2 separate regions of the Homo sapiens genome follow, and region 1 is linked to region 2. A link is an interaction called in ENCODE POLR2A ChIA-PET data of the cell type or tissue named here. Cell type or tissue: MCF 10A. All regions are shown on one strand. Each heading gives the region's core, and the rest is flanking DNA. Links, peaks and the distances in the headings are about the cores only. Region 1 overlaps SPTLC3 (serine palmitoyltransferase long chain base subunit 3). Region 2 has its middle 8.2 kb from the start of ISM1.

Region 1 (4,402 bases), core at 151-4,150, 56 kb after region 2:
GAGCAGTCTGCCTTTTGGTTGTTTCAGATAGAACATAGGTTATCAGATGAAGCAATGGAGACTGCAGGACCCACAAGACACACAGCCTCTCTGGCTCCCTGGCTTGGGCGAGGCAACATTAGCCCTTTGATTTCAACTAGGAAGGTTAGAAGGAGATGAAGCTTTCTAGCTGAGAAAGCTTGAAAACAGAGGCTGTTCTTTCTCTTTCTTGATCACCCTATGGAAGGCTGCCCACGGAACTGCACAGAATGAGAGCTCATAATTGTCTGAGAAACAAGTCAAGTGCTTTTATTGCTAGAGTACAAACCACCTGACCCATGATCTCAGGCCAGTTTTCAGGACTCCCAGAAGACCGCTTTCACTGTCTGCATGTTTCTCTTTGTGCCAAAGGAAGCACGTTTTGCCAAAGAATGCAGGGCAAAATATATGACTCTGTTGATTCATTAGTCTAACCTGGCGTCTCCCTGGAGCATTTTTGAATTTAAACCTTACACTACTAAAGCTAGTGTTCTTAAGTTAATATATATGATTGCACTGGAAATTTTATATAATGAGCCTCTGTGTTTGTACTCCCCAAAGCAATTGGCAATAGGCTAAAAGAAACTAAACTTTGTGAAATAATAATAATGATAATAAACATTAGCATTGCATTGTATGCAGAATCACTACCTCTTGTATAACACCATCTTCCAAGTGTATTACATGAACAGGGGAAAAAATGCAAACCCTTTACCAAGTACCAAATACAATATATTCTTGATTGTTTAAGTGTATGTTTTATGGGTAAAACCACATTGCACAGCTCTATAGAAGATTCCAGTGGTAGAGTTATAACAAGGCTTTGTTCAAAAGGATAACTGGCTACAGACTATATTTTCATTCTGCATAGTAGGAAATGTGGAGAGATCACCATTCTTTAATAAAATCAAAGGTTTTTAAATGACCAAATGGAAGAAGTGCTTCCACAGTGGCTTATACAATTAACGCCCTATTTCAAAAAATGTCTCTACATATAAACTTCCAACAAAGAAATATCACAGAAGGAAACACAGCCAGACAGCAGGGCAAACTCTTGCCAGCAACTCCTACCTGTAATAGATAATATTACCTTTTGTAACTAACCTGTTCTGTTTCCTTAGGTGACCCAGATTTTTTTTTTTTCTGTTTGTAGTGATTGTTGCCTTTTGAATCACCAATGATGACATTAAAAATAATTAGACTCTGTGTTGCTTTAATGAGATGTGCATTTTTTTCCTATGGACTAAAGCTTGAGAGGTTGTGCTGTGTGTTCAAAAGAGCTCTAGTTTATGAAGCAAATGGAACTGGCTTTGAATTCTGGGCTCTGCTGCCTACAACCTGTGTGAGTCTTAGAGAGTAATTTTTTTTTTGACATGGAGTTTCACTCTTGTTGCCCAGGCTGGAGTGCAGTGGTATGATCTTGGCTCACTGCAACCTCCACCTCCCGGGTTCCAGCGATTATCCTGCCTCAATCTCCCAAGTAGCTGAGAGTACAGGTGCCTGCCACCATGCCCAGCTAATTTTTTTTTTTTTTGTACTTTTAGTAGAAACAGGGTTGGCCAGGCTGGTTTCAAACTCCTGACCTCAGGTGATCCATCTGCCTCAGCCTCCTAAAGTGTTGGGATTACAGGCATGAGCTACCGTACCCGGCTTTAGAAAGTAATTTGACCTTTCTAAGTCTTAGCATCTTCATTTATAAACTAGGGCTAAACATCCTACCCTCCGTGGGTAATCGCTGAGGTCTAATAGCCTTACTTAGCATATATTTAGTACTCTGTGATATTAGCTCTTCTTAAAAAACAATCTTAAGTTGAAAGAAACAAGATTGTTTGACATATTATCCAGCATCTAATATAGCAATATGGAAGCAGAGTGTAGCAGGATCTTTACCTACTATTTTTTCTGGACATTTTATTTTGAGTAATGCAACCAAAAATTGTAATAATTATTTTGGAGAGCCATGCAACCGTGGTGATTCAACCTTGCGCTCAGTTGAAACTGATAATGATCATCATTGTTGCAGAGTAGTAGTGAAATGGCTACCACTGATTGAATGCTTATGGCATGCCAACTACTATATTAAGTGCTTTGTACACATTACTAAAAATGACATTATTAATGACTTTATTAATTGATGCTATTAATAATGAAAGCTAACACTGAATAGCTCTTATATAAGAGGTAACATGCCAAATGCTGTATGGACATCATTTTGTTTAATCTTCACAGTAACCTTATGAAATAAGATACTATCATATCCCGTTTTATAAATGAGAAAACTGGAGCTTCAGAAAGCTGAGTAACTTGTCCAAGAATCCCCAGCTAGGAAGAGGAAGAATCAAATTTCTTTTTGATTCCAAACCTTTCATCACACCATAGAGCATAACTTTTATATGAAGCATATCGTTCATAGCATATTGTGTGAATTCTTGAAGTTACATGCATTTGTTTTCACTACTTACGGACTCTTCTCATTGGGTTGGTTCATTTTTCCAACCTGTTGGGATTCTACTTCTGGCTTTTATTATTAAAGTTGGAACTATCCAGAACACTCCCTACTGTCATTGTAACACTCCAGAATTATGTGTTTTATACCTTGGACAAGTTTATTTTCAGTGCCTTCTTTTGAGCTAATGATAAAATATTAGATAAACCTGAGCCAAGTTTGGAATATTTCTTCCAACACACATCATTTCCCCAATCATTTTGAATAAATGTATGTGTGTCTGTGTGTGTGTGTGTGTTTGTATGTGTCTTCAAAAATCAGATGGTTAAAGATCTTTGAATTGTCTGCTACTTTCAATCACTGTTGTCAACCCTCCTTAACATTATCACAGAGCAGTATGATATATAACATGTCTGTAGCACATTATGTCCTCAGATACTTCATGCAATGTTTTCCTGACCCAGATCTGTGAACAAAGGGCCAACTGGTGGGAATGATGTGGCATGCTAAAAAACTTATTATTATTATTATTTTTTTAGACGGAGTCTTGCTCTGTTGCCCTGGCTAGAGTGCAGTGGTGCAATCTCGGCTCACTGCAAGCTCCACCTCCCAGGTTCATGCCACTTTCCTGCCTCAGCCTCCCGAGTAGCTGGGACTACAGGCACCCACCACCACGCCCGGCTAGTTTTTTGTATTTTTTGTAGACACGGGGTTTCACCATGTTGGCCAGGATGGTTTCGATCTCCTGACCTCATGATCTGCCTGCCTGGGCCTCCCAAAGTGATGGGATTACAGGCATGAGCCACCGCGCCCAGCCTTCATGTGTGTTTTAACTGCTTGTGATTTTGCTGTGGTAAAATGACCCAAGAGCATACTCTGAAGAATCTGTCTTTTAGGAACTTATAACTCAGTCTTGCCCTCCATGAGTTTTCACAAGTAAGACCCAAACCTCTTTTATTGGTACTTTTCAATACTTCAAGTACTCTGCCAATCTAGTCAGGCTATTAGAGAGTCAAACAGAAAGTTCCAGCAATGGGTTACATTGGAGGGGAGTTAGGACCTCTAGAATCTGATGCGTAGTATGTTGAATATGAATTTCTATCATGTGCTTGGTCAGAGATAAAAATAAACATTTTACCTTGAGAAAGGAGCTTAGTTAACTTCCTTTTTTTTTTTGACAGGGTCTCATTCTGTCACCCAGTCACCTAGGCTGGAGTGCAGTGGCACAATCTCTGCTCATGCAACCTCTGCCTCCTGGTGTCAAGTGATCCTCCTGCCTCGGCCTCCCTAGTAGCTAGGACTACAGGCATGCACCACCATGCCCACCTAATTTTTGTATTTTTAGTAGAGACAGGGTCTCACCATGTTGGCCAGGCTGGTCTCGAACTCCTGACCTCAGGTGATCCACCTGCCTCAGCCTCCCAAAGTGCTGGGATTACAGGCATGAGCCACTGTGCCCTGCCAGTTAACTTCCTTTTAACAACATGTAATTAGTATAATTACATTAGTCTCCAGCAGGTTGGAGAAGGGCTCATGTATAAAATTGTCCCTGCCAAACTGACAAAAAGTCATGTTTTCCTCTTTATGCAGTTGTTGCTAATGCTGTTTCAAAGTTGCAATCAAGTAAACAACCCCCAAACAGGTTCACAGTAAGGGCATGAGAAACTGAGCATGAGCTTCAATGTGAGCCTCAGTTTGGGTTTTTGCATCTTAGTTTTACTGCTGTTTGACTTGTGTGACTTTGGGCAGGTTGCTTAACTGCTCTCAGCCTCAGCTTCCCCACGCTTGAAATGAGAATGTCCTCTTCTGAGGACGGCTGCAGAGTTCAATGGGAGAAAGCACAGAGCCTGATCACATTGTTTTTATGGTAATATGGGGAGAGATGATCTTCAGAAGTTCTCCCTGAGAACGATCTTGGGTCAGAAGGAGGCTCAGGAT
Region 2 (4,402 bases), core at 210-4,209:
GGGCCCACAGAGTTCATTTAGCTTCCTTTACAGTTGAGGCAACAGGCCCAGAGAATTAAATAGACATTCTCAATATTGCACAGGGACTTGGTAGCAGCATCAGGACAAGAGCCCAGGTTTCCTAACTTCCAAGACCAACGTGCTTTGTATTTCTCAAAGTAAACTTTCAAAAATTAAAGTATGCTGTACATATAGAAAACAGCATGTATCCTGGGTGCATATCCAAATGGAATTTTTGCTACTCCGATCAAGAAACAGAATGTTACCAGTACCCCAGAAGCCAATTACCTGAAAGTTACCAATATTCTGACTTCTCTCACCATACATTTGATTTGCCTTTGAAAATTAATATAATTGAATTTTACAGTATATACTCTTTTGTGTCTGGCTCCTTGCGCCATCCTCTATTACTTTTTGCTTTAAAATAAATGGAAAGCTATAGAAAAGTTGCAAGCATAATTGAATGAACATCTGTAGTTCCTTGTGGTAGACTGTTTAAAATGACCACAGTTTTCTCACCATTGTCTCCAGGCTTTTTACAAGCTGGCTTTGTACCCGTGGAATCCTTGTGATTTACTTTCACTAGCAAAACGCAGCAGAGGTGATGTTGTACCAGTTCTGTGGTTAGGTTTCAATAAGCTTTACATGCCTCCTTTCTCTCTCAATCTCTCTCTCTGTCTCTGTCTTTCTGTCTCTCTCTCTCTCTCTCTCTCTCTCTGTGTGTGTGTGTGTGTGTGTGTGTGTGTGTGTGTGTGTGTGTGCCTGTCTCTGTATTGGAACTTTCCCACTGCTATGTTGGTAATCCAGGACTAGCCTGCTGGAGTGATCCTAGTCACCACTGTTGCCCCAGCTGACACCTGCCTATTCTCAGAAGCAGAGCCACCTAGTAGACCTACAGTTCATCGCAGACACATAAGAGAGCTTAAGAGAACACAGCTGAAACCAGAGAAAGCACCCAGGTAAGCTGAGCCTAAATAGAATAAGGGGCAAAATAAATGGTTGCTCTTGTGAATAGGGTAGTTCATCACACAGAGAAACCTGCTAAATACAACCTTTCACCTCAAATACTACAGTAGGTATTTCTTAAGAGTAAGGAGATCCTCCTACATCATCACAGCATAATTCTCAGGACGTTTAACATCAACACAATAATATGATCTAACTTATAAACCACATTCAAATGGTTCAAATTGTCCCTATAATATTCTTTACAGCGACTCTTTTCTGTCCAGGATTCAGGTGAGAATCACTCTGCATTTTATTGTCATTGTCATGTCTGTTTATCACCTTCGGTCTTCAACAGTCCACATCTCCCAGTCCTCCTTTTTCTTTTGGTCTTTTGTGCCATTAACATTCTTTGAAAGCCTAGGTCAGCTGATTTTGCAGAATGCCCTTCAGTTTGTATTTGTATGTTTGTTTCTCTAGGATTAATTTCGGATTATGTGTTTGGGCTAGGGATACTGCCTGGATAATGTTATGTTCTTCTCAGTGCATCACATCAGGGAGTCCCTGATGAGATTTTTCCCAATTGTGGGTAAATCTATTTCAAGATACGGAGATGCTAAGTCATTTTTGTGAGGTTAAATGGGAAAAATTCTTGATTGAGAATATGTTGGTGTGTTGGCTATCTTTTTCTTATGTGTGGAGAAAGGGGAAACATGAGTTCATCTAATTTCCTGGGAATTTACTTCACTTTGTTCCAAGTTGTTTGTCAACATCATCCAACTCCCTCAGGGCAGTGGGCTGTGACCATATTAGAGGAGGGCTGTCCTCAGGGTGAACTCTATGAATCAGTAATTTTGTCTGCTGCAATCAAAAGTCATTATCAATCCATTCTTAAAAGCTTAGCCTTAAATTCTTTTTTTTGTTCACTTTGTTTTGGGGAGCAAGTCAGGCTTGGTGTAAGACAAAGGAGAAATAAATTTGTTGTTAATGAAAATTGTTTTTAGTGATTTAAAAATAATAAATACCTTAGCTTTATGTTGCATTTTTTAAAAAGCACAAGGAATATAATTATACCCTAGGGAAGTCAAAAGAGCTCAGTGAAATAAAGAAAAAATCCAACAGGCTAGAAGTTTTAACTCTTTTTTTTTAATAACTAAAGAGTAGTTGAAATAATCTTTCAACAACTTCAGTTCAGATTATATCTGAAAGAAAGCTAAAACTGATTAATTTGCATTTAGAAGTGGAATTTAATCCAGCCATTCCTCAGCAGAGAAAGATCAAACTGACACCTCTAAGATGCCACATCAGAGATGTCTCCACTTAAAATAGCTTTGCGACTGGCTGGTTCTAACGTCTTTACTAATAAACACAAGATCTCATCATCAATGCTTGTGGCGAGGATTTCACAATGACTCAGGGTGTAGTGCCTCATTTGTGAGCCAGATGTGTCTAAACTGAAATCTGAAGATTCTCACTTGTAAACTCTAAACAGGATGATGAAAGTTAAATGAGAAATAGCTTTGTAGAGGAATAAGCATGAAAGAGCTGTTTACACGTTTTGGAATGCAAATTTAGCGTGGTTGTTATTTTATAAAGGTTGAGATTTTCCTTTATTTACCTGGGGTCTAACTTGATTCTGAAATTGTAGTTTAGTAAATAACCATCAACTTTTATCCATAATAAGTGATAAACAAAAAGTAGTGTTTTGGAATAAAGGTTTTATTTGTCGGGGCCATGAAAGCCAAATAATTAAAACTTTAAAGGGATGTTTTGGTTACTCACAAAGATTGAAAGATATACTGTTCTCACACTTTTGTGTGTGTGTGTGTTTCTGTGAGTTAACAACGTGATGGTAATATCAGGCATGGTAATATTGAAAAACCAGTTATACTTGTAGTAGTCAGGGAAAGTAACATTGGTTGCTATAACAAACAATCCCTCCAAAGCCCAATGGCTTAGCATAATAAAAGTTTGCTTTTTGTTTATGCTGCAATACTCTTCATACTTTGGTATCCAAAGGGCAGTCTTCCTTTGATGAGGGGACCCAGGCTCCTAATTAGTGGCTGTACATTTTGTAGAACATTCATATAGCACACAAGTGAAGAGAGAAAAAGTATATGGAGGCTCAGCATGCTTTAAGGGCCAGATCACTTGCCATTGACCAGAACTTAGTTACACCGACCCCACCCAACTGCAAGAACAGTTGGGAAATAAAGAATTCCTATAATGCTTAGGAGGCAAAGGAAATGGGTATGTTGAATGCACAATGCTGTTTCCACATAGAATTATCTCTGCCAAAAACCCCACTCCATTTCATTAGTATGAATGAAGATCGTAGTGTCATAGGGGGACTAGAGTGAGGGTCAGCAATTTCTTTCCTATTAAGCACTGGATAGTAACCATTTTCAACTTCGTGCCACAAGAAGAAAAAATCAAGGGCGTTACTTATGTACTTATATAACCATTTAAAATATGACCATATAAAAATGTAAAAACCATTCTTTGCTCATGGAACTTACAAAAAGAAACTGTGGGTAGGATTTGGCCTGTTTACTTGACATACTATTTTATTTAACCTGAGCAATATATAAAATCCTGTCTCTTACCATAGTGCCAATGAGTCAGGATTGGTATGGTCAGGCCAAGCCAACAGCCTCCTATGTGGCTCTCTCATTATGATTATTATCTAATTGTACAATATCTAGGAAAAGTAACTATTCTAAAACAGAGAGAGAAAGAAGAGTAGGGATAACGGTAACATCTGAGTGCTTAACTGAGATAACAGAAGTACTGAGTGAATTGAATAATGGTATAATTTCAATTTTGCCTATTTTACTAATCCCTAGACTAGAGAAATCCTAGAAGGAAATGTTTAGTGCTGCAGGATTGCCTTGTTCTCAGACTCCTTCCTAAAATGACTTTGATTTTGGTTGAGACTTTCAGATGACCATTTATGGCAAATTAAATTTGAAAATAGAGTCTTAATTGAGGTTATGATGATTATGCAGAATAAAACAAGTTATAGTCTCAGAATATTGCATTTAAAATAAAAATGTTTACTGTAAACTGAAAATAAACAGCAAAAATTAGGTTATGTTTCAAAATGTGATAAACCTATACGTCATTATAGCAGGGTTCATTCCTGCAATATAATACACTGTTAGACCATGCTATTTAATATTTTCTAGGCATCTCATTTGTGATGGCTCTAATTACTGAGATTCGTTCAGTACTTCTGTTATCTCAATTAAGCACTCAGGTGTTGCCTTTCTCCTTGCTCCTCTTTCCTTGTTTTACATATTGTATAATTAGATAATAATCTTAATGAGAAACTGGAATTATTAAATGGTCCAGGCAGAGCCACATAGGAGAATGTCGGCTTGGCCTAACTATACCAATCCTGACTCATTGGCTCTGTGGTAAGAGGAGTAGGATTTGATCTATTACTTAGGTTAAA

Evidence for each region. ChIA-PET counts read pairs that join two places held together with the same protein. Peaks named below come from ENCODE experiments on the same cell type or tissue, not always from the same donor. Only the 100,000 strongest peaks of a DNase experiment are listed, where the experiment ranks them.
Region 1: POLR2A ChIA-PET joins it to region 2 with 5 read pairs; 2 of 35 experiments call an interaction of 5 or more read pairs at or near these places.

What each region holds. Positions count from the first base shown.
Region 1 is chr20:13,154,424-13,158,825 of GRCh38, reverse strand. The region is part of intron 10 of SPTLC3 (serine palmitoyltransferase long chain base subunit 3); the gene reads right to left. It also overlaps a transcript of TASP1 not described here. Among named protein-coding and RNA genes, the nearest start is that of ISM1, 65 kb to the left of the region's middle. In MCF 10A, for the core only: no CTCF peak of the experiment used is centred there; no DNase peak of the experiment used is centred there.
Region 2 is chr20:13,210,879-13,215,280 of GRCh38, reverse strand. It overlaps a transcript of TASP1 not described here. Among named protein-coding and RNA genes, the nearest start is that of ISM1, 8.2 kb to the left of the region's middle. In MCF 10A, for the core only: no CTCF peak of the experiment used is centred there; a DNase peak (open chromatin) is centred at 2,340.